3 separate regions of the Homo sapiens genome follow, and regions 2 and 3 are each linked to region 1. Evidence: read pairs that join two places in POLR2A ChIA-PET (ENCODE). Cell type or tissue: OCI-LY7. All regions are shown on one strand. Links, peaks and the distances in the headings refer to the core of each region. The heading gives the core; the rest is flanking DNA.

Evidence for each region. Peaks named below come from ENCODE experiments on the same cell type or tissue, not always from the same donor. Only the 100,000 strongest peaks of a DNase experiment are listed, where the experiment ranks them.
Region 2: POLR2A ChIA-PET joins it to region 1 with 6 read pairs; 2 of 35 experiments call an interaction of 5 or more read pairs at or near these places.
Region 3: POLR2A ChIA-PET joins it to region 1 with 5 read pairs; 1 of 35 experiments calls an interaction of 5 or more read pairs at or near these places.

What each region holds. Positions count from the first base shown.
Region 1 is chr6:19,594,592-19,602,704 of GRCh38, forward strand. No RefSeq gene overlaps it. Among named protein-coding and RNA genes, the nearest start is that of LNC-LBCS, 210 kb to the right of the region's middle. In OCI-LY7, for the core only: no CTCF peak of the experiment used is centred there; DNase peaks (open chromatin) are centred at 3,530 and 6,460; H3K4me3 peaks cover 1,323 bases; H3K27ac peaks cover 4,259 bases.
Region 2 is chr6:19,768,888-19,777,000 of GRCh38, forward strand. All of the region lies in intron 2 of LNC-LBCS (lncRNA bladder and prostate cancer suppressor, hnRNPK interacting), which reads right to left. Among named protein-coding and RNA genes, the nearest start is that of LNC-LBCS, 32 kb to the right of the region's middle. In OCI-LY7, for the core only: a CTCF peak has its summit at 4,177; a DNase peak (open chromatin) is centred at 4,194; H3K4me3 peaks cover 242 bases.
Region 3 is chr6:18,985,798-18,993,910 of GRCh38, forward strand. All of the region lies in intron 1 of LOC105374958 (a long non-coding RNA gene), which reads left to right. Among named protein-coding and RNA genes, the nearest start is that of TRQ-CTG1-1, 150 kb to the left of the region's middle. In OCI-LY7, for the core only: CTCF peaks have their summits at 4,753 (motif pointing right) and 4,963; a DNase peak (open chromatin) is centred at 4,744.

The DNA of each region.
Region 1 (8,113 bases), core at 1,488-6,487:
ACCGACCTTTTTAAAACATGATAATATTTTGAATGCTTAGATGTAAGTTACACCATATTAAAATATTTTAGTAATAATATGAGGAATATTTAAGGTTCTAATCAGTTCTTCTCATAGACAATACATATATTTTTCAATATTAAAAACAAAATCTTACTGCCAGTAAAATTATAGCACTCAAAATTCTGCTATTTTCTTAAGAAATTTTTAATTAAAACTTATTTTTATTCCAAACAAAATGGTGATAGCTCCATTTTTTGTTATCTGCTTAAGGTATCCTTTATAGAGTACTGTATAAACATACTACCATACTACCAAGAGACAAAAGGCAGGACAAATGATTCTTCCTTTGTACCACTCCAGTTGGCCTTTCTTTGATGGGCAACTACAGGGCTAATTCTCTCCTATATCTCTGTTCCTGTCTATTCTATTCCTAATTCAGTGGTCCCATAAACTGAAGTTGGGCAACCTAAGAGGAGGGAGGGGTAACTGGCATTGGAAACAAATGTGTTACTTAAGAAAGTATGTTGGAGATCAGATCAACCTCTTGATTAATACATCATTGTAGATGTCTCTTAACTCCATAAAATAGAGGACTTCACAACCATTCTTTTACTGTAATTAATGTTTTAGATTTCAGCTAAAAATCATCAGAGAGTAATCACCAGACCATAAGAATTAGGCATAGTCTTTTCATGGACTAATTTTATCTGTAAAGTGGGAAAGCTAAACTTGATCATCTTTAAGGACTGGCTCTTAAATTTGTGAGGTCTTGATGCTCAGGAATTAGGTAAAACATTTGTCTGCTCTTATGTATCAGGAATGTTTCTCTTCTTTATGCAGAAAGTATATAATTCTAAGCATTTTAACTTCTATTTTCATAAAAGAGTCAGGTAAATAGTCCATTAACACAGTAGAAGATTTAGAAGATTATTGGGCAGATTCCTATGACTTTCTGTGCCCCTAATAAAATATTAGCAAACTGAATAAAACAAAATAATAAAGACATACTAAACAAGCTAGGCTGTTTGTGAGTAGGTGAAGCAAACAGCAACCTAAGTTTTATTGTTTGAGAAAAACCAACACAGTCTCTCCTCCCGTCTTCCTCTCTATAAATAGACAGGTATAGGTGCATAAATATATTCATATATCTCAAATATGTACATTGCAAAAAAGATGGGAAGCAAATGAAACAAGTTGTCAAGAGTAGTTACCCCTGGATGGTGAACTACAAATGATTGTTATCTGGTTCTCTCTACTTTTTCTGCACTTCCTAAATTTCCCACTATTTATAATTTTAAAAATATATTTAGATACCACTAATTTGTTTCTACTAATAGCCCCCAGATGTGGGATGCTTGACATTTTTAGCAAGAAATAATTTTAAATAATTTTAGCATACAAGAGCATCTATGGCTTAAGTGCCTATAAGCAAGAAATGTAAGAAGTTTGATTTAAATACAGAAAAAGCTAACTTCACATGCCACAAAGGGGCACTTACAACAAGAAAAAAAAGTGTACTCTGGTACAAAGTGATGGTTGGTGGGAAGTTTACACTTCATAGTTTATATCAAGAGATTAGCTATGTCAATTTTGTAAGACCTACTCATTGCATGATGTATTGAACAAAGAGAAAAAAAGTATAAATCATCCATTGACTATTTGTGGGGTATTTAGAAGGAATTAAAGTAGAAATCTAAGGCATTTATTTTAATGTCATATTTTAGACTCCAGATTCAGAGAAGCCCAGTTCCTTGGAACCCTACTCGCCTTTAAGAAAAGATTACACTTACTGATGCGACAGGGTGTCTATACACATTGATGTGACACAATGAAATAGAAACTATAAAGCAACAGAAACATATGATTGGGTTTCATAAAGATGTGAAGGTGTTCGCACTCAACACGGACGCTGGGATTGAGCTGGTGTCCTCTTCTCCCTCCTCTCATTGCTGCACTTGAGATAAATAGAATCACAGAATTAGGAAAATTGCAGAGCTATGTTATGGAAACTAATTTGCAATTTCCAAAGAGAGTTACAGAAGAAAAAAAAAGTTAACTGCTTCTTCAGCCTTCCATAAATTATGAGTGCTTGATTAGAGAAGCAAGAGGCCAGAGAAACAGAGGAGTGGAGAAGAGGACTCCACAGATGAGCTTCTCCAGGAAGGTGAATGATGCCCCGTGATCTGGAGAAGGTCATGGATTCTAAACCAACAGTTGTTGGGAACATTCCGTGAGAACATGTGTCTTCTTTTGGATAGATACGACTGACAAAAAAAAAAAAAAAAGAGTCAACCTTCTGTTGCAACATGTGCCATAGAAGGCTTTTGAAGCTTTTACCTCATTATGACTGAAGATCTTGTCTGGGAAAATCATCAGAAGAAAGTATCTATGCTACTTGATTAATTGGAGGAAATGTTGAACATTTATTGACTTCAACTAAGTATGTGTTCAGATATTTCCTGTTTTTTTTTCCATGTTGGGGTGAGTAAATCTTTAGAATAGGTGATATTTTATTAAAAAGCAACCATTTATGAATGGTTGAATCAATATGTTAAATGCATTTACATGTATTTTGCATCGTTTTAATCCTCCTAAGATAGTCGTTACTAGCTTCATTTTTGACGTTAAATGACTGAAACCAAGAGAGTAAAATGACATACCTAAGGTCTCCCAGACTGCAAATGGAGGGATTGAAATGCAAAGCTATGTTTTCTGGCTGGAAAGTTCTTTTATTTGTTTATTTATTTGTTTTTTATTTATTTATTTATTTATTGAGATGTAGTCTCGCTCTTGTTGCCCAGGCTGGAGTGCAATGGCACAATCTCAGCTCACTGCAACCTCCACTTCTCAGGTTCAAGCGATTCTCCTGCCTCAGCCTTCCGAGTAGCTGGGATTACAGGTGTGTGCCACCACGCCTGGCTAATTTTTGTATTTTTAGTAGAGAATGGGTTTCTCCATATTGGCCAGGCTGGTCTCGAACTTCTGACTTCTGGTGATCCATCCGCCTCGGCCTCCCAAAGTGCTGGGACTACAGGCGTGAGCCACCGCACCCAGCTTCTGGCTGTAAATTTACTTTGCACATATAGCATCAGATCTCCATCTATCTAATGTGACTCATGTTAATGATATACCTATTATTCCTATTTTATGAAGAGCTCTTTTAAAGAATGGATCAAAAATATTGCTGGTTTTCATTAGTGAGAAAGCTTATATGATTTTTTTCTTCCAGTTTAAAATGTGAGAATTATTTCAGGATTTTTCCTAATATTGAACCATTTTTAAATTGCTGGCATCATGGTTTTTTTTTTCCCTTAATGTGTTGCTGGATTCAATCTTCTCATTTTATCTCCTATGTTTGCAGTTATTCATAAGTAAAATTGCCCTGTGGTTTTATTACGATACGTTATTTATGTCAAGTTTTGTTTTCACTTCTCTTTTTGTTTAAAAAAAAAAATCTTTGTTCATGCTTCACAACACATCAAATAGTTGTGGTATCATTTATTGCTTAAATTTGGGGAGACAATTCACCTAAGAAAAAAATAAAAAGTAAAGTTTCTCACATCTGAAGAATATGAAAATTGTCTCATTCTTTTTAGAGACAGACGGCCGGTCTCAAACTTCCAGGTTCAAACCATCTTCTTACTTCAGGCTTTTGAGTAGCTAGGACTACAAGTGCACCACCAGGCCGGGTATGCATCTTTTTTTTTGAGACAGAGTCTTGCTCTGTCTTCCAGGCTGGAGTGCAGTGGTGCCATCTCGGCTCACTGCAAGCTCCGCCTCCCGGGTTCACGCCATTCTCCTGCCTCAGCCTCCCGAGTAGCTGGGACTACAGGCACCTGCCACCACACCCGGCTAATTTTTTGTATTTTTAGTAGAGATGGGGTTTCACCACATTAGCCAGGATGGTCTCGATCTCCTGACCTCGTGATCCGCCCGCCTGGGCCTCCCAAAGTGCTGGGATTACAAGCATGAGCCACCGCGCCCGGCCCAGGCCGGGTATGAATCTTATCTTTAGTTTCCACAACTGTCTTTAGCAAGCAAACTTGTATTGGCATCTGGATCATGGAGCTTTTCTCTTAACCTCTCAGCCTAAGCTGAGGAGTTGATTTAACTCAAAGGGAACGAGGACCACCAAGAAGGAATGTTATCTGTCATATTTTAAAAATGAGTATAATCATCTTAGAGCCTGAGATTCCAGACTACTTGGCCAACCTACTAAACTCCAACTGTCTCTGTAAAAATACATTGTTTTCAATCTACAAAATGTCCCAGGAATAGGGCAGCTCACTACCAAGGACCCAGGGCTCTCATTGGTCCACTCTGCCATTCTCTGTGTGTTATCAAGACACAGTCCCAGGTGTCACAGGCTGACATGTTCCTATCCAGAGAGAAAGGGAGGGATTCCCTCCACATGCCTGTCTTATTAGGTAAAATATTCCCCAGGAGCCCCTAGCAGACATCTCCTCCAGTCCCTTTTACCAGGATTGGGTCTCATACCTATACCATAAGGGCAAGGGAGATGAGAATGCAAGTATTTCTATTGTGGGAGAAAGGTCTCCCAGCAATCAAGAAAAAAGATAAAGAAATAGCTGTTTTGGAGACAACCAAGAGTTTTGCCACAGGAGAATAGAGGAGGAGGGGTACCCACGTGAGACCCACTCAGGAGGGTTAAAAGAGCAGCAAATGCTTCCCAGCATTGACTAAGAATTGTATAGGAGAGAGTATAGGAGGGAATTGTCTTTTAGTATCTTGCATGTGATAGGCTTTGAATAAATTTTGAATTTCCCCATGAGGTTGAACGGATTGAAACATAAGGTTGATGGGGCTAAGACGTAATTATGGTAACTCAGGATAGGAGTGTTTGGGTGCAAATCTTATTTTTTACATTGAAATCAGAGAACGCAGCAGTGCCTTTTACAACCATCCTGGTGGCAGTCAGAGACAGGGTCTATGACCTGGACACTGCAGGAGCTCAATCGTTATACCCACACAGGTGTGCTTTTCACATGAGACCCAGGTGAGAGAGACTATTACTTTCCTACATTCTTCTTCACTTTATCAACCCATTAATACTATCTTTCACCACGGTGATGAGAATGACTGACACATGGGAACAGAGATTCATTTTTCACTGTGAAGGAAAAAAATCCCACCTCCAACATGGCATTAAAGAGTACCAATTCCTTATCCTTCTTTGTGTTAAGTGTGTGTTACTTAGGCTTAGCTCATCTGTGTTTAATCGGCTTCCTTCATGCTCTCTCCATGAAGCCAGAGATGTACATATTAAACACAGGAGTTTTTGACAGTTTCCCTTTCCCTAGGGCAAGATTGCTCAACTAATAATAACTAAGATATCTTTTGACAAGTGCAGCTAAGAGCTGGGAAAGCTTAGTCAATCTACATCAGCCTTGTTGGCACTTTCTTTCCATTTCCTACCTGCATTTTCTTGAATGATGGAAACTGGAGAATGACTGTAGAACCTACGAAATCCAGGAGAGGCAGTGGATGAAATCAGGCCCGGAAGGTTAGTGAGGAATGAATGCAAAACCAGACTTATATTGATCAGGGAAAGGAAAATACTTTTTCCAACTACAATTGCAGCTGAAACCCATAAATTAGATGATTGAAGCAATAAGACACGTGAAATGGCTTTTAAGTCCACTACCCGCTCTGTGTAATAAATTTCAAATGACATAGAGGCTTTTAGTGGAAAGAATGATTTATTGCCATATGCAAGAAGGAAGCTTTCAGGGATTATCTCTAAAGTGGCAAAACACTATTCCAAATTTCACAAAATTAGCAAAGCTTCATGAAGCTTGGTGACTGAACTGACAAGCAAGCTAGGTCAAAAAAAAATTTTAATGGAATAAAAATATTGCAAATGTGCATTCTCACATACCAATACTTAGAGGTGTATTAATTACTCAAAAATAATCTAAATTCCACATTAAATGAAAACCTCCTTTGATTTGTTAGAAAAAATCCTGAGGATATTTAATTTTTGAATTACTTTTAATATATGTGTATATCTCAAAAGAATAGATACATAGAAAAGTATAAACCTATTCCTACTCACTTTTGGCATGAATTAATTCTAAATTGATTTACTTTCCTTGCCTCAGGCAACACCCTCCGTTTATCTCTTCATTTAGAAGGAGCTGAGGCAGTTCAGCAATGAACCACCTGAACAGGTGAGAGGAAACAATCATGGAACTAACTTTACATTGCAGTGTGCTCTTACCTCTGCGATTAGGTTCACACCCGTAATCCCAGCACTTTGAGAGGCTGAGGCAGGAGGATCACTTAGGGCCAGGAGTTTGAGACCAGCCTGAGCAACAGGATGACACCCCGTCTCTACAAAAAATTATAAAAATTGTCAGGATATGGTGGTGAGTGTCTGTAGTCCTAGCTACTCAGAAGGCTGAGGCAGGTGGATTGCTGCAGCCCAGGAGTTCGAGATTGCAGTGAGCTATGATCGCACCACTGCACTCCAGCCTGGGTGACAGAGTGTGACCTGTCTCTATGGGGAAAAAAATGTTAGTAGGCAATTCAGGTAGAATCTGAGAGGTTCTTACAAAAATGCATACTTGTCAAGCAGAAGAGTCTAAAAGAAAATGACAGGGAAATCTGCATATTGGGACAGAAAACAATAAGAATGATGCTATGAAGTCTGAGACCTGAAAGATTTCCTAGACTTTGTGCTTCCCTCTTGTCCACCAAGTCCTTTTATTCTAGGAAGTTTGCAAAGAATTGGAAAATGGGAAATTAAGAAGCATGCTTTCTCTACAGACAATAGGCTTTCACTGTCAGAATCTTGGATTTCCAGTGTGCAATGTACCCAGCAGGTTTTCTGGGTTTTGTCCCTGTCCAGGCCCAGCAGTATCTGGCTATTAAGAGGGTGCACCTGAAAGCTTACAGGCATGGTTTCTCATCAGTCTCCAACTCTGCCTCTTCTAACTAGTCCCCTCGCTTTCTGAGGACACATTCAATTCTAAGATATAATTGACATCTGTTAATTAACCATATATTGCACTTCCTTGTTTTCCTTCTATGTCACCTATTTTACCACTACAGAGACTCAGATTTAATTATCTCATCTGTCAAGACAATGGTCTAAGAAAGAAAATGTTTTGGATATTAACACAGTCTCTTTTCTCCCCCTGTAAATCTAATGGAAGTGTATTCCAATTTTTAATGATTTCTCAATTACTGTAAGATAGAAAAATAGCAAAAAAAAGTGCCTCTTTCAATTTACATAATTAAAATGAATATCTTCCTTAGACAATTTTCAGGTTGCCATTCTGGAAACTGTACATGGTTTAATTGTTCATAAGTGGTAGTTCTAATGACTACAATGGAAGAGAACTTTACAGTTTAATATCTCATCTTTCCTCAACGCCTCTTCATATAAACAAATTCTTCCTATAAATGATAATTAGTGATAAAAGCCATAAAACACATTACATTTGAGGTAGCCAGTGTCTTCACATATACCAAGGTATACTCTCCCACTTATCATTTACAAAAATATTGTGTCTCACAAATTTATATGAATATCAAATAAATGAGTTTTCCAACATTTACATTTCCACTAAATCTGAAGATAAAGAGAACTAGTTCCTATCTGAAGAAATGAAATATTCCTCAAGCAAGTAGACCCATAATTTTACACATGATGGAAAAGTATTTTAGTCAGGGATAAGCTCCCAAAACCCTGTGATATGAATTCAGAAATTAATTAAAGAGTAATTTTTTTCTCAGTTTCCAAGTTAACTGAAAGACCTGCATGCAGGAATATTGGAGCCTCAGCGTAGAAAGTATTCAAAAATAATATGATTCATTGTAAAGCAGTTCTCTCTTGAAATCCATCTGTTCTAATTATCTATTGCTGTGCAACAAACCACTCCAAACTCAGTGACATAAAACAGCAACCATTATGCTCACAGGGTCTGTGGGTTGGGATTTTAAACAGAGTACAATGGGGAGGGCTTATTTGTGCTCCAGGACATCTGGGGCCTCAGCTTGGAAGGCTTCAGTGGGTTGAGGGTGACTCAACAGTCAGGGGCTGGTATCACCTGGAAGCTTCTTCACTCACAGTCTTTTATTTTAG
Region 2 (8,113 bases), core at 1,233-6,232, 170 kb after region 1:
GGAAGTTCTGGCCAGGGCAATCAGGCAGGAGAAGGAAATAAAGGGTATTCAATTAGGAAAAGAGGAAGTCAAATTGTCCCTGTTTGCAGACGACATGATTGTTTATCTAGAAAACCCCATCATCTCAGCCCAAAATCTCCTTAAGCTGATAAGCAACTTCAGCAAAGTCTCAGGATACAAAATCAATGTACAAAAATCACAAGCATTCTTATACACCAACAACAGACAAACAGAGAGCCAAATCATGGGTGAACTCCCATTCACAATTGCTTCAAAGAGAATAAAATACTTAGGAATCCAACTTACAAGGGATGTGAAGGACCTCTTCAAGGAGAACTACAAACCACTGCTCAAGGAAATAAAAGAGGACACAAACAAATGGAAGAACATTCCATGCTCATGGGTAGGAAGAATCAATATCGTGAAAATGGCCATACTGCCCAAGGTAATTTACAGATTCAATGCCATCCCCATCAAGCTACCAATGACTTTCTTCACAGAATTGGAAAAAACTACTTTAAAGTTCATATGGAACCAAAAAAGAGCCCGCATTGCCAAGTCAATCCTAAACCAAAAGAACAAAGCTGGAGGCATCACACTACCTGACTTCAAACTATACTACAAGGCTACAGTAACCAAAACAGCATGGTACTGGTACCAAAACAGAGATATAGATCAATGGAACAGAACAGAGCCCTCAGAAATAATGCCGCATATCTACAACTATCTGATCTTTGACAAACCTGAGAAAAACAAGCAATGGGGAAAGGATTCCCTATTTAATAAATGGTGCTGGGAAAACTGGCTAGCCATATGTAGAAAGCTGAAACTGGATCCCTTCCTTACACCTTATACAAAAATCAATTCAAGATGGATTAAAGATTTAAACGTTAGACCTAAAACCATAAAAACCCTAGAAGAAAACCTAGGCATTACCATTCAGGACATAGGCGTGGGCAAGGACTTCATGTCCAAAACACCAAAAGCAATGGCAACAAAAACCAAAATTGACAAATGGGATCTAATTAAACTAAAGAGCTTCTGCACAGCAAAAGAAACTACCATCAGAGTGAACAGGCAACCTACAACATGGGAGAAAATTTTTGCAACCTACTCATCTGACAAAGGGCTAATATCCAGAATCTACAATGAACTCAAACAAATTTACAAGAAAAAAACAAACAACCCCATCAAAAAGTGGGCGAAGGACATGAACAGACACTTCTCAAAAGAAGACATTTATGCAGCCAAAAAACACATGAAAAAATGCTCATCATCACTGGCCATCAGAGAAATGCAAATCAAAACCACTATGAGATATCATCTCACACCAGTTAGAATGGCAATCATTAAAAAGTCAGGAAACAACAGGTGCTGGAGAGGATGTGGAGAAATAGGAACACTTTTACACTGTTGGTGGGACTGTAAACTAGTTCAACCATTGTGGAAGTCAGTGTGGCGATTCCTCAGGGATCTAGAACTAGAAATACCATTTGACCCAGCCATCCCATTACTGGGTATATACCCAAAGGACTATAAATCATGCTGCTATAAAGACACATGCACACGTATGTTTATTGCGGCACTATTCACAATAGCAAAGACTTGGAACCAACCCAAATGTCCAACAATGATAGTCTGGATTAAGAAAATGTGGCACATATACACCATGGAATACTATGCAGCCATAAAAAATGATGAGTTCATATCCTTTGTAGGGACATGGATGAAATTGGAAACCATCATTCTCAGTAAACTATCGCAAGAACAAAAAACCAAACACCGCATATTCTCACTCATAGGTGGGAATTGAACAATGAGATCACATGGACACAGGAAGGGGAATATCACACTCTGGGGACTGTGGTGGGGTCGGGGGAGGGGGGAGGGATAGCATTGGGAGATATACCTAATGCTAGATGACACATTAGTGGGTGCAGCGCACCAGCATGGCACATGTATACATATGTAACTAACCTGCACAATGTGCACATGTACCCTAAAACTGAGAGTATAATAAAAAAAAAAAAAAATAAAAAAAAAATAAAAAAAAAAAAAAAAAAAAAAGAAAAAAAAACTAACTGGGTATGGTGGCATGTGCCTGTAGTCCCAGTGACTTGGAAGGCTGAGGTGGGAGGATCGACTGAGCCCGGGATTTCAAGGCTGGCTGCAGTGAGCCATAATCATGCAACTGCATTCCAACCTGGGCAACAGAGTGAGACCCTGTCTCTAAAAAAAAAAAAAAAAAAAAAAAAAAAAGAATCATGATTAATGGAAGGAAGTCAAATATCACCATTAACAGGAGTTTGGAAGAAGTTGATTCCAAACCTAATGGGTGACTTTGAGGGGTTCTAGGCTTCAGGGGAGGAAAGAATCACAGATGTGGTAAAAATAACAAGAGAACTAGAGTTAGAAGTGGAGTCTGGGCTGGGCGCGGTAGCTCACGCCTGTAATCCCAGCACTTTGGGAGACCAAGGCGGGCGGATGACAAGGTCGGGAGATCGAGACCATCCTGGCTAACACGGTGATACCCCATCTCTACAAAAAATACAAAAAAAAAAAATTAGCCAGGCGTGGTGGCGGGGGCGTGGAGGCTGAGGCAGGAGAAGGGCATGAACCCAGGAGGCGGAGCTTGCAGTGAGCCGAAATGGTGCCACTGTACTCCAGCCTGGGCGACAGAGCGAGACTCCGTTTCAAAAAAAAAAAAAAGAAGTGGAGTCTGAAGATGTGACAATTGCTGTAATCTCACAATAAAACTTGAACGCATAAGAAGTTGCTTCTTATGGATGAACAAAGAAAGCAGTCTCTGGAGATGGAATCTTTTCCTGATGAAGGTGCTATGAACAATGTTGAATGACAAAGAGGAATTTAAAATATTAAATAAACCTAGTTGATTAAGCAGTGCCGGGGTTTGAGAGGATTGACACCAATTTTGAAAGAAGTTCTATGTGAGTAAAATGCTATCAGACAGCATTGAATGCTACAGAGAAATCGTTCGTGAAAGGAAGTGTCAACCAATGTGGCAACCTTCAGTGTTGCCTTAACAAATTGCCACAGCCACCTCAACCTTCAGCAACCACCAACCTAACCAGTCAGCAGCCATCCACATCCAGACAAGACTCTCCACCAGCAGAAAGATTATGACTCACTGAAGTCTCAGATGATTGCTGGCAATTTTTAGCAACAAAGTATTTTTAAATTATGCAAGTTTTTTAAGCCATAATGCTATTGCACACTTAATAGAGTATATATGGTATAGTATAAACTTAATAGAGTATATACGGTATAGTGTAAACTTATAGAGTATGTATGGCATAGTGTAATAGACTATATACGGTATAGTGTAAACTTAATATGAGTATATATGGTATAGTGTAACCTTTATGTGCATTTAGAAACCAAAAAACAAATGTGTGACTTGTTTTACTATGATATTTGCTTTATTGTGGTGGTCTGGAACCAAACCTGTGATATCTCTGAGTTATGCCTATATAGAAGTAAAACAGAGCTTAATTAAAGACAAAAACTATTCCCGGCCAGGAGCGGTGGCTCACGCCTATAATCCTAACACTTTGGGAGGCCAAGGCGGGCAGATCACCAGAGGTCAGGAGTTTGAGAGCAACGTGGCCAACACGGTGAAACCCCATCTCTACTAAAAATACAAAAAATTAGCTGGCCATGGTGGCAGGCACCTGTAATCCCAACGACTTGGGAGGCTGAGGCAGGATAATCTCTTGAACCCGGGAGGCAGAGGTTACAGTGAGCTGAGATTGCACCACTGCACTCCAGCCTGGGTGACAAGAGCAAAACTGTCTCAAAAATAAAAAATAAAAAATAATAATAATAATAATAATAAACTATTCCCTAACTAGCTCTGGACTAATCCAATTTGTACACTACCTTTAAAAGTTCCTTAAGCACTATGTTAACAATAAGGAGTAACAAAAGTCATATTAAACTGATACTACCCCAAATTTGTAAATCCATTTTGTAAAACCCTCCTTGTATTGTTGAATGTTTTATTGTTTACTTTTTGTATGATTGCTTATTGTTACATAGTTCTCTGCTGGGGTTTTGAATCTCTTAACACATCTTTTAGAGATTCTTAGTTTCACAGCTTCTGAAATGACAACACAGCTAAAACAGAAGAAAATACAGTATCAAACCCCTGCTGGTGTGATTCTGTATAGCTTACCCAGAATGGAAACATTGTGTTTATAAATTTGCATATCAACCCCAACCTGTGTAGGGATATCAATTGCTTCCTGTAGCTGTTCTTCTCTGTTTTCCTGAAAGTAAGGCATGCCAATGGAGTATGCCAGTGAGCTACTATCTTTTCTCTCCACACACACACAGGAATTATGCTAACCATTTAACTTCAATCTGTCTAGGAAACAGATTTCTTTTAATTAGAAGATTTGAGAGCAGGTGTAATGCTTACTATTAATAAAACAAATGATAAATCAATGCAAGATTTTAGTTAGAACTAATATATTTCTAATAAGTTTATTTTGACAAGTATATAATATGCTATCATCTCTGATTCTGATTAATACATTGATCATCAAATGAGACACGAATGTGGAATGCATTATCTCAGGTATCCTATTTCAAGGGCTTCAATTGTGGCAATTGAATATAATCATTTCAGTGCCTTGTAATTGTCAATGTCTGATCCACAAATATGATATATGCCTGAAAAGATGCATTGTAAACAGTATCAGGGTAAAGCCTCAATAAATTAGTAGCTTCTAGCTACTGGCATTTGAATCCAATAAAAAAGAAGCACTAAGGAAGATAGTTTTAAAAACGGATCTGGCTGGGTGCAGTTACTCATGCCTGTAATCCCAGCACTTTGGGAAGCTGAGGTGGGTGGATCACCTGAGGTTAGGAGTTCGGGACCAGCCTGACCAATATGGTGAAACCCTATCTCTACTAAAAATACAAAAATTATCTAGGCGTGGTGGCGTGCAGCTGTAGTCCCAGTTACTTGAGAGGCTGAGACATGAGAATTGCTTGAAACCGGGAAGTGGAGGTTGCAGTGAGCCAAGATCACGCTACTGCCGCCAGCCTGGGAGACAGAACGAGACTCCCTCTCAAAAAAAAAAAAAAGGATCTAGGTTCTGGAATAACATGACCATAATGTGGAACAAAAGATTCAGTTTAGAGAGGACCATGCCCACAGCTGCCACCAGCAAGGCCAGGACACTGCAACACTGTCTTACATATTCAAGGCTGATCATGAGTGCTATGGGCATGTTGGAGTTGTGGCTGCAAGAAATGCAGTTCTCAGAGTGTGATGTTCCCCTTCCTGTGTCCATGTGTTCTCATTGTTCAATTCCCACCTATGAGTGAGAATATGCGGTGTTTGGTTTTTTGTTCTTGCGATAGTTTACTGAGAATGATGATTTCCAATTTCATCCATGTCCCTACAAAGGACATGAACTCATCATTTTTTATGGCTGCATAGTATTCCATGGTGTATATGTGCCAGATTTTCTTAATCCAGTCTATCATTGTTGGACATTTGGGTTGGTTCCAAGTCTCTGTTATTGTAAATAGTGCCGCAATAAACATACGTGTGCATGTGTCTTTATAGCAGCATGTTGTGGGGTGGGGTGGGGGGAGGGGGGAGGGATAGCATTGGGAGATATACCTAATGCTAGATGACGAGTTAGTGGGTGCAGCGCACCAGCATGGCACATGTATACATATGTAACTAACCTGCACATTGTGCACATGTACCCTAAAACTTAAAGCATAATAATAATAAATAAATAAATAAAAAGAACTGCAGTTCTTTCTACACTGTGTGTAAGAAAGAAGTTTTGACTTCTGGTTGCAGCAATCATTAGCAGAACCTACATCTACTAAAAAAGATGCAGCCTATTTTTAATGCGATACCGCCAAGATCTGAATTGCCTTATGGTCTGACTTGCCCATTGCTTTCAGAAACCAGGCCTGAGCATCAAAAGTATATTCACATTTCTAAATACTTTAAGAATTATCTGAAATGTTCTTGGACCCTTAACTTAATGTGCACCTTTACTAGTACAAGTCATCTAGAGCTGCTTTGGACAGAAGTGCTAAAGGAACATAGGATAAGCTTTACAGAAATGTCCCATCTCCATCCAAACTCTACTCCTTGCTATAAATGTGTATTAAATATTTATATATTCTGGATAAAAGTTCTTTATACTTTGTGGGTAAAAGTTGTATGTTCTGAATAAAAGTTCCTTATACTTTGTGGGTAAAAGACATTTTTTGAAGAAATTCACAAGGTAACTTTAAATTTCATATAGAAATACAAAGGACCTAGACTAGCTGAAACAACTTTGAAAAACAACAAAGTTAGAAGATGAACACAGCCTAATTTCAAGATTTATTTTAAAACTACAATAATTAAGATGGTGTGCTATGGTGTTAAGATAGACAAAGAAATAGACTAGAGAGTCCAGAAATAGACTAGAGTCCAGAAATAGACCCATACTGTATTAGTCTGTTTTCACACCACTCTAAAGAATACCTGAGAATGGGTAATTTATGAAGAAAAATGGCTTGACTTACAGTTCCCTATACCTGGAGAGGTCTCAGGAAACTTACAATCATGGTAGAAGGTGAAAAGGAAGCAAAGACCTTCACATGGTGACAGGGGAGAGACAAGGGGAAACTGACAGACACTTTTAAACCATCAGATCTCATGAGAAATCCCTCACTATCACAAGAACAGCATGGGGGAAACAACTCCCATGATCCAATCATCTCTCACCAGCTACCTCCCCCAACAAGTGAGGATTACAATTTGAGATGAGATTTAGGTGGGGACAGAGCCAAACCATATCACATACACAATAACAAATTGGAGGTTTTCTGGACAACTATTCTAGGAAAATTCAATGGAAAAATGAAAAACTTTTCAATAACTGGTGCTAGAAAAAAAAATCCATATGCAAAAAAGTGAAACATAACATTTGATTCACATACACCAAAAAATTAACTCAAAAGTGAATCACAGGCCGGGTGCGGTGGCTCACACCTGTAATCCCAGCACTTTGGGAGGCCGAACCAGGTGGATAACATGAGGTCAGGAGTTTGAGACCAGCCTGGCCAACATGGTGAAACCCTGTCTCCACTAAAAATACAAAAATTAGCCAGGTGTGGTGGCACCTGCCTGCAATCCCAGCTACTCAGGAGGCTGAGGCACAAGAATCGCTTGAGCCAGGGAGACGGAAGTTGCTGTGAGCAGGGATCACACCTCTGCACTACAGCCTGGGCAACAGATCAAGACTCTGTCTCAAAAAAAAAAAAAATGGATCACAGAGACAAATATAAAAATAAAATTGTACAACTTCTAGAAGAAGGCATAGAAGAAAATGTTACTGACTTTGGATTGGGCAAATATGTTTTAACTAGGACCCAAAAAGAAAAAATTGACTGGATGTCATCAAAATGTTAAAAGTTTGCTAAAAAATTTTGCTATTTAAAAAACACTGTTAAGGAAATGAAAAGCTAGCCTACAAATTAGGAGAAAATATTTGCATTAACATGTAACTATAAAGGTTTGTATACAAAGTGTTTGTTCTTTTTTTTTTTTTTTTTTTTTTTAGAGACAGGGTCTCACTCTGTCATTCAGGCTGAAATGCAGTGGCATGGTTATAGCTTACTGTAACCTCAAACTCCTGGGCTCAAGCAATCCTCTTGCCTTAATCATTGCTTATGGGAATGCAAATGGATCTGCCACTTTGGAAAAAAATTATAAAGCAGTTCTTTATAAAGTTAAATATACACATACTATATGTCCCAGCAATTCCACTGTTAAGTACTTACCCAAGAAAAATGAAAGTAAAATTTGTGCTCAAGTTCAGAGCTGCTTTATTTTTAATGTCAGTAATTGTGAAAAACTAGAAAGAACTCAAATACCTATCAACTGGTGAAGAGATTAAATAATAAGTGAAATATTATTTAGCAACAAATAAGAATGAACTGATAACAAACAATAAGATGTTACAAAAAGCATTATATTAAATGAGAGAACCAGACAAAAAAGACTATAAAGTTCCATGTATATGAATTTCTAGAAAAGCCAGACTATAGTGATAAAAAGCAGATCATT
Region 3 (8,113 bases), core at 2,071-7,070, 610 kb before region 1:
CCTGGAAAAGATTGAACAGATGTAGCAGGTGTAAACATGTTTCCTTATCTTGGTTCCTGGATTTTACATCCTCCTAGAAGACTCTCTGAACTGCAGAAAAGGGTTATTGGTACAGATGGTAAACTGCTAAAATGCCCAGAAGGTTCAAGCTCATCTGTGCTTTTAAAGAAGGGGAGGTTTGTGTGTTGTCTGACTCACAGGTGTTTGGAAGGCTCCAAATTACCTTCAGGTTTTTCTGTTTTACTTTGCTTTAACAGATGTCTTGGGTTATATGTTGGAAGCAGCCACTCCTTATGGTGTCCAAGTGTTTAAAATTGGAAAGAGTGTCCCAAGAGCAAGGGGGTGGAGTTGAGCTATTGGCACACAAGCCTGTGCAGTCATTGCAAATTGAGGCTCTGGGCCTTTCTTGTCTCTGAGCTTCTGCCACTGATTTTTTCCTCTGGTCACTGGTTCTTTATTTTCCTGCATTGCAGAGTTTGTATTGTACAATCTTCTTGGCGTAGACACTTCATTATTCCCGAATCTTAATGTGTCTTGTTCCTGTTTCTTTCTCAGCCTGTGGCTGCAACAGGTGCAAACAGGCTATGACCACATGCATTCAGGTGCTCTATTAGCGTGATTTCTCTGAAGCTAGCAACCCTTCTGTTACAGCCAAAGACTAGCACCGAAATGTATTAGCTTCCTTTCCCAGAACAGGAAACTTTCAGTGAAAAAAGCAAAGCTACGTTAGACTAACGTATAGTACAACAGCCTTCATTCTAAAACCTATGCCAATTCTATCATTCAGCCTGAATGTTTGTTCCTGCCATTTATCTCCTCCTACTTTGAATAAGAAGATGTAACATTTCCAGAGAAGAGCATTTTGTAAAATGTATTCCATGGGAGTTTTAATATGTCATATTCGGGGAAAATTCTATGTTGTCAAAAAGTTGACGAAGTCCTGTATTATATAAAAGTAAACATTTTTTTTAAAAACTCTAGGATTTCTTGGGGCCTTTAAATGTGCTAATTTGTGAGTTGAGATCTTGATAAATGCATTATGTAGGATTTATCATTATTTATTTAAACAGGAGTTTTTTTCAGTATGTCATGAGACTAGCACTCCTTAGAATACGCTTCTGAAAATATTTGCTTAGACAAAACAATAAGGCCCAGGAGACCCACATTTAGTAGCAGTTTGCCCTGGGGAAATTCAATACACCGTTAATGATGTTTTTAAAAATCATCATTAATTTGATGGGTAAAGGGAACTTTTAAGGGTTTAAGATTTTTTTGGATTTTCATGAACATTTTGGTTGATTCCCCAATACCTTTCTCCCCTGTACTTTTGTAGTCAAGTTATTTGAAAGAGATTGTTCCAATTCTCAGCTGCTGTTACGGGCTGAGTTCTGTCCTCCAAATTCATATGTTAAAGCCCTAACCTCCAATGTGACTATATTCGGATATGGGACCTTTAAAGAGGTAATTAAAGTTAAATAAGGTGGTGAGATGGGAACCCAATCCAATATGACTAATGTCCTTATAAGAAGAGGGAGGGACTAAGTCCTTATAGACAGACAAGAAAACAGAAAAAAATGCATTTGGAGCTCTCATTAGTCCCTGCCTGCAGGCTGAAGTTTTCAATTATGTGAACTAAGAAGTTTCTTCTATTACTTAAGCCACATTGTATTGTTTTATCTGGAATGAAAATCACTGTAACTGATGTACAGTTTATATATTATAGGGGCCATAGTGAATCAAGCTTTGATATCAGGTTATATGCCTCAATTTGTGGTTCTTTTGGGTCTTTTAATTAGAGGAAAGGCCAGGTGAGGGCACAGTAGGAAAGTATCATCTGCATGCCAAGGAAAGAGTCCTCAGGAGAAACCAGGCCTGCCGATGCCTTGATCTTGGCCTTCTAGACTCTGAAACTGTGAGAAAATAAATTTCCATTGTTTAAGGTACCCACCTGGTCTATGGTACCTTGTTACAGCAGCTTTGGCAGGCCAATACAGTGCCCATGGGGCCTGTACTGGAATATCAGGGTAATCCCTCCCATCACCCCACTGCAATAGCTTTATATAACCCTGACCTAAGCCAGTCAGTCTCATGATATTTCTTTGGACACAAGGATTAATGTAGTGGTACTATTATTAACATAATCCTTGGACTTTTGTTTAATAGTGTCGAAACATGCCCTTTTGTTCCCCATGCACACGACTGAGGAAACACACAGCTTCAGGTGCTGCAGGCAGTCATCTTGTGAAGCTAGTCAGAGGGTAAGGGATGGAAGAGACACAGACAAGAAAACAAAAGAAATGCATTTGGAGCTCTGATCAGTCCCAGCCTGAAGGCTGAGGTTTTCAGTTATGTGAACTAATAAGTTTCCTCTATTGCTTATGCCACATTGTATTGTTTTATTTGCAATGAAAATTATTCCAGCTGATACACAGGCTACACAGGGGCCATAGTGAATCAAGCTTTTATATCAGGTTACATGCCTCAATTTGTGGTTCTCTCAGGTCTTTTAATTAGATAGATTTCTAAATCCTTTATAAGTAATCAAATTGTAGGTTTCAAAATATGATCCCCTTAATGGGTATAAGGCCACTAGACAGTCTAATAGTGGACATATATAGGGGTAGGAACTATGTCTGTTAAGATTCAGCCAGTTATTAATAAAATCTGGCCCTGGAAATGTATAAGATGAGAAAGTGTGTCCCACTTAGGCTGTAGAAATTGGGGTCTTCTCAAGACATTTAACAATATGAATTTCTAAGACCTGGGTGGCCCTTGATGCTGAAAAATGCATCTCTACAGCTTAATTCCTGGTTTCACTTGGGTAAAGCTGGCAAACTGGATCCATCCACTTTGGCTTTTCTTTTAAGCAAACCACATGTAAGCTTTCCTGAGCTTAAAAACAGAAATGAGGCCACCGCTGGAAGTAGACTGAGTCGAATTTCTCACAGGAGAGGGACATGTTAACTGGACAGTGTCTTATGCACTAGCAAACACTGCTGTCTCCAATTCTGGCTTGGCAGCTTACTCATGTTCTTGGAATTGGTCACTTTTTCATTTCCTGGATCTAGGTTTTGTCAACTGTATTTGTCAATTTTTGTCAAAATTAACGATCCTGACTCAGGTTTTGTCCACAGGTAAAATTCAAAGGCTAGCAATCAAAACTTCAGACAATAAATATTCATTAAATATTTACTATGTGCCAAGCATAGTAAATATTTACTATGTGCCAAGACACTGAGGTATGTAAAACAGATAAAAATCCCTGTACTCATAGAATTTAGAATTGTGTGCGTGTGTATGTGCACATACAGGGATACAAATCTATATAATTGTATACAGTATGTCAGATGGGGAAAGGGGTTAAACACTTGTAGGTTTGTACTGTGTCCAACTGCCTAAGCTGGAACCATGTTTCCCAGCATCCCTTTCCTCGTATGGTTCCTGGGTGGAATTGGCCAAAGAGGAATTTTCGCAAGGTTTGGAGGTTGGAAATGAAGCAGCAGCCGTGCTATCTGCACATCATCATGGCTACATGCTGTGAAAGACGGATGCAGAGGTGCCAGAGCCTTCTGCCTCCTCCTCTCCCCTTGCTCTGTGTCCAGCTCTTTCTCCTGTCTGTCCTGCTGACCTACGGCAATCTCAGGCCGACCAATAGAAGCAGAGGCAAGAGCCTTCTGCTGACTTTACCAGCTCTCCTATGCTGCCCAATTCCAGCTCCATGTGCCTCACCACCAGTATTCTTTTGGAAAGCTCCTATTTGTCCATCATCTGCAACAGTGCTTCAGGAGGGCTGCTTCAGGACATTTCTCCAGCCTCCTAGTTCCCTTCTTAGAGGCTTTGTTCCCCAGTTGTTCTTTGTGTAAGGCCTTATTTCTATAATACACCCATGTTTCATCCCACTCTTAGTGGTCCTGCTTCCCTAGTTGAACTGTGACTGATACAAGCATTACGGAAAAGTAAGTAGGGTCAGAAACAGGAAGTGCTTATGGGAAGTGAGCTGTACTTTTAAATAATATAATTGGAGAAGTCTTCACTAAGAAAGAGATATTGGAACATAAAGCCGAAGTGGTAAAGAAAATAATTTTAAAAAATCCTTTCTCAAGCACATGAAGACTATTCGAAGTATAATCAAAGTAATAAAAGATTTGGCGGAGCAACACCTACAACTTTATATATCTTATAATGCTGCATAAATATACTAATCGCAAAAATACTCTATGATTTTCTTCAGAGTCTTCTTTTGAAGTTGTATTTTCTTAAACGTTATGGCATCTTGCTGAGGCAAAATCAAGACCAGAATTGTTCTTTGAGCTTTTAGAAGGAAAAGAGCTCTGCAGGTATGAAGCCATAAGGATAAAATATCCTCGTTAAGTCACATTGCTCCCTGACTACTGGAGCTCAGCCATCTATTTTCCCAAACACACTCCTCCAGCTTTGTCTCGCGTTTGCAAGAGCAACTATGAAAAGCAAACATGAAGAGTGTAAGGAAATCAGGGGAGACAGCCCCTGAGAAGGAGAAAGTGATATAGGAAAGTGTCTCCGTCGGGATTCGTGGAGATGAACTTCTTGGCTTTAGAGTGTTAAGACAGGATCTGCACTCAGCTGGTGTGCTAGAGAGAGACGAAGCCGCCTAACCAAACAATGCACAGAAAGGAGACCCTCTGCTCCTGTGTTTTTCTATCAGCCGCACCAAGGGCTTGGTTTCCTGGCAACCTGCCACGGTGCCTTCCCTCCGCGGAGGCTCGTCTGCCCCTAGGGGGAGCCAATCGGCTGTCAGCCTCCAAAGAGTGCCTGCTCATGGGATGGCAAGCTGGCTCTCTTGCAGAGCGCAATTAAAGCATCTGCCAGGAAAAGATTGTTTTGAGGCAGGTATGCATTTGATAAATTGGTGTTGTGGGCATCCCATGCCAAGGTATCGGCGGTTGCTAATGGACAATTGTGAACTTTCTTCAAACTCCGAAGTCTTAAGCTAAATACAGGGCGGATGTCTATACACAGTACTCTTTAGATCGTGGCAAATAGTACTCTCACCTATTTGATAATAAATCTGCCAAATTCCGATTTTGCAATGAAAAATGCTTGTTTCATTCTTGGTTTCGGTTTTTCTTAACTAGATAAAATTGGTTGAAATGAATATGTAATAATTTCATACATTTTAATACTTCAAAACGTATGACATTTTGCACATGTATTTCCCTACTTCTAATGTTCTCTCTCTCTCTTTCTCTCTCTCTCTCTCTCTTTTTTTTTTTTAATCGAGACAAGGTCTCATTATGTTGCCCAGACTGGTCTTGATCTCCTTTGCTTAAGCAGTCTTCCCGCCTCAGCTGCCTAAAGTGCTGGGATTACAGGCATGAGCCATCATGCCTGGTCTCGAACGTTCTCTTGAGGAAGCAATATGCACAACTAGAAAGTGGGCAGACAGGGAACAGCAGTTTTCACTTGGAGAGGTAAAAGCTGAACATGGCCTTCCATGCATGTGGAAGGCAACTTGGCAAAGAAAAATGCGTCCTACCTACATTCTCTGTTTCTACAACTTCACTTTTTGGACCCACTAACATCAGCTCAGAAGCAAATTCTCCCCACACACTGTGGATGTAGCTTAAATCAAGTCAAAGGGAAGGCCTAAGGGCTAGAGTAGGAAAGTGCCTAACCTTTGCATATGACAACTCACCCAATGACTCGCCTATTTAGAATGGTTCCCATTTACTCAAAATTTGGAAAGAAAGAAAGAAACCAAGCCAAGTTCATGGCAAAGTTCAGCACCAGGAAGAATCTCTTTACTTTAATAATCTCCTCCCATCTTCTTGATTTGATTTTTCACACATTCATTTATTCATCTTACATTCCAGAGAAACTTCTGGTGTAGGCCAAGACAACATCTATAGTTTCATAGAAACTACTCATTGAATTGAAGTAAACAAACTGGAAAGCAAAAGCCAAACAAGCTTGTCCAATCTGCGGCCCGTGGGCTGCAATGTGGCCCAGGGCAGCTCTCAATACTGCCCAACACAAATTCACAAACTTTCTTAAAACATTATATCTTTTTGTGAATTTTTTTTTAGTGTATTTTATGTGTGGCCCAAGACAATTCTTCCAATGGGGTCTAGGGAAGCCAAAAGATTAGACACCCCTGGTCTAGTATTTGTCTGTTTAAACTGTTTCACAAAAGCCAGCAGGAGACACTAGCTGTATTATGAACATCACGTGAATGTTTCTTATCTGACCATACTGCTCAGATATGTTGATTTCCTCCCCCATATATAGTATAAGCTTGCTCCTAGGACAGAATAGGAAAATATCTAATATTATCCTTTGAGTTCAGAAACCTCACTGTGCACACTGATATGCTAGTTTTACATCTTAATGTAGTGAAAATCTAACCTTCCCACCTATGATAAATACACGTAACTTGACCTGTAACTAGATACTTTTCAAATAACACTGACTGGGCATTTATTCTTTTAAAAAATCCCTCTTTAGTGCTAGCTTCTTCCATTCCTTCTGTAATCACTTGCATATGGGAAATGAAACAGTCCATTGCCTCTATTGTGTTACCTTTGGAATCCCACAGGGCTCCCTCTTTACCAAACAAGCAAGGACTATATAAGTAAAATGAGGGCAAATTTTGTAGAACAGCAGGAGATAAGAATATGAAGATATTTTTTCATCTTTCTTTTTTTTTAAAAAAAATTCTTATTTGCAAGTTTGCAAGTCTTTCCTTATGACCGAGTAGCTGGAACTCCATTTGGCATACAAAGGTTTATTTTTTGTCTTATTCATCTCATTGAGAATTAGCTTTAAAAAGGAAAAAATATGTATCTTCTTGATATTAAGTTAGTAATGTACTGCTCTAACTAGTCATAATTTATGCTTGAGTCAGTTTGTATCACAAGTATACTTAGAATAAGAATGCCTTACAAGCATTTACCTTTCAAAATAAAATTGTTTTATGATTTAAAAATATGACAACATTAAAAAATAAATTCTAAAAGAAAAATTATTTTTACATTTTCCACAGCTCTCCCTAGCTCTTATTTTAATGTTTTATGATGTTTACAAGGCTAGAGTACCAGAAGCTTGCTTTTTTTTCTTTCTCATAATTATTCATGAAATTCAATTAACTTGTCATCAAATGAACTATTATGTTATCGTGGTCTTTTTGACCCTAGCAGTCAGACGTCCTGTGAGATACCTGAGTCAAAGTTTTACCTCATCTTCTTCTAAATTTTACTCTTTATGGAAATTAAACCCTTTATGAAGACATCCAAGCATCATTTTAAGCCAACTATTTACAAATCAGCAAAACTATTTATAGCAACATTTAAATAATATAAACATAACGATATATTAAACTCTCTATCCTAACCCTATTTCTCACAGAAAATTTTCAGAAATCGCTCGTAATTTATCTCTGATAAAAAACAACAACACCACTTTCTGGGCCTGTGTTTAACTTCAATAACATTTTTGAACATTTTTGACTTAATGTCAAAAACCCTCATAAACAGTGTCTCTTCAGTCTCTGCCCTGCAGCAGGAAGGACATGCTATCTTCTGCTCACCTTTTAAAAGACACAAAGACCTGCTTGCCTTTCCAGATTTCCCTGATTTTCTCCCTGTTCCCCCATGCAAAAAATAATAATAATAAATAAAAAAAAAGAAAGAAAGGAAAATCTCAGAAACAATAAATAAAACTACAGAAGACAATAAAGGACGAAGTAAAGAGAAAGCCTCAAAACAAAAAGAAAAAAATATGCAGCAGTGCAGTGCTGCTGGTGTGCATGAAATACCCTGTGATAGCCTTTTCCTAATCATTAGGGAATAATTTTTCCTTCTCAAGTGAGAGACCTCCTTAGCCCTTTGAAACCTGGGTTGATGTTTACTAATTAATTTATATAGAATGGTCCCTTAGCAACCATTTCAAACAGGATCTGTTACCTCTGCTCTCTGGGTTTAAAGGAACGCATCCTTTTCCAAGACAACCGTGTTTGTAAAGGCCAGCAGCATGCGGCAGTATTCTAGAGACTGGTATCAAGTGATGCTTCCACAATACTTCAATGATGAAAGAACATCTTAGAAGTTGTGATGTTGCTATTTGATGGTGAAATAAG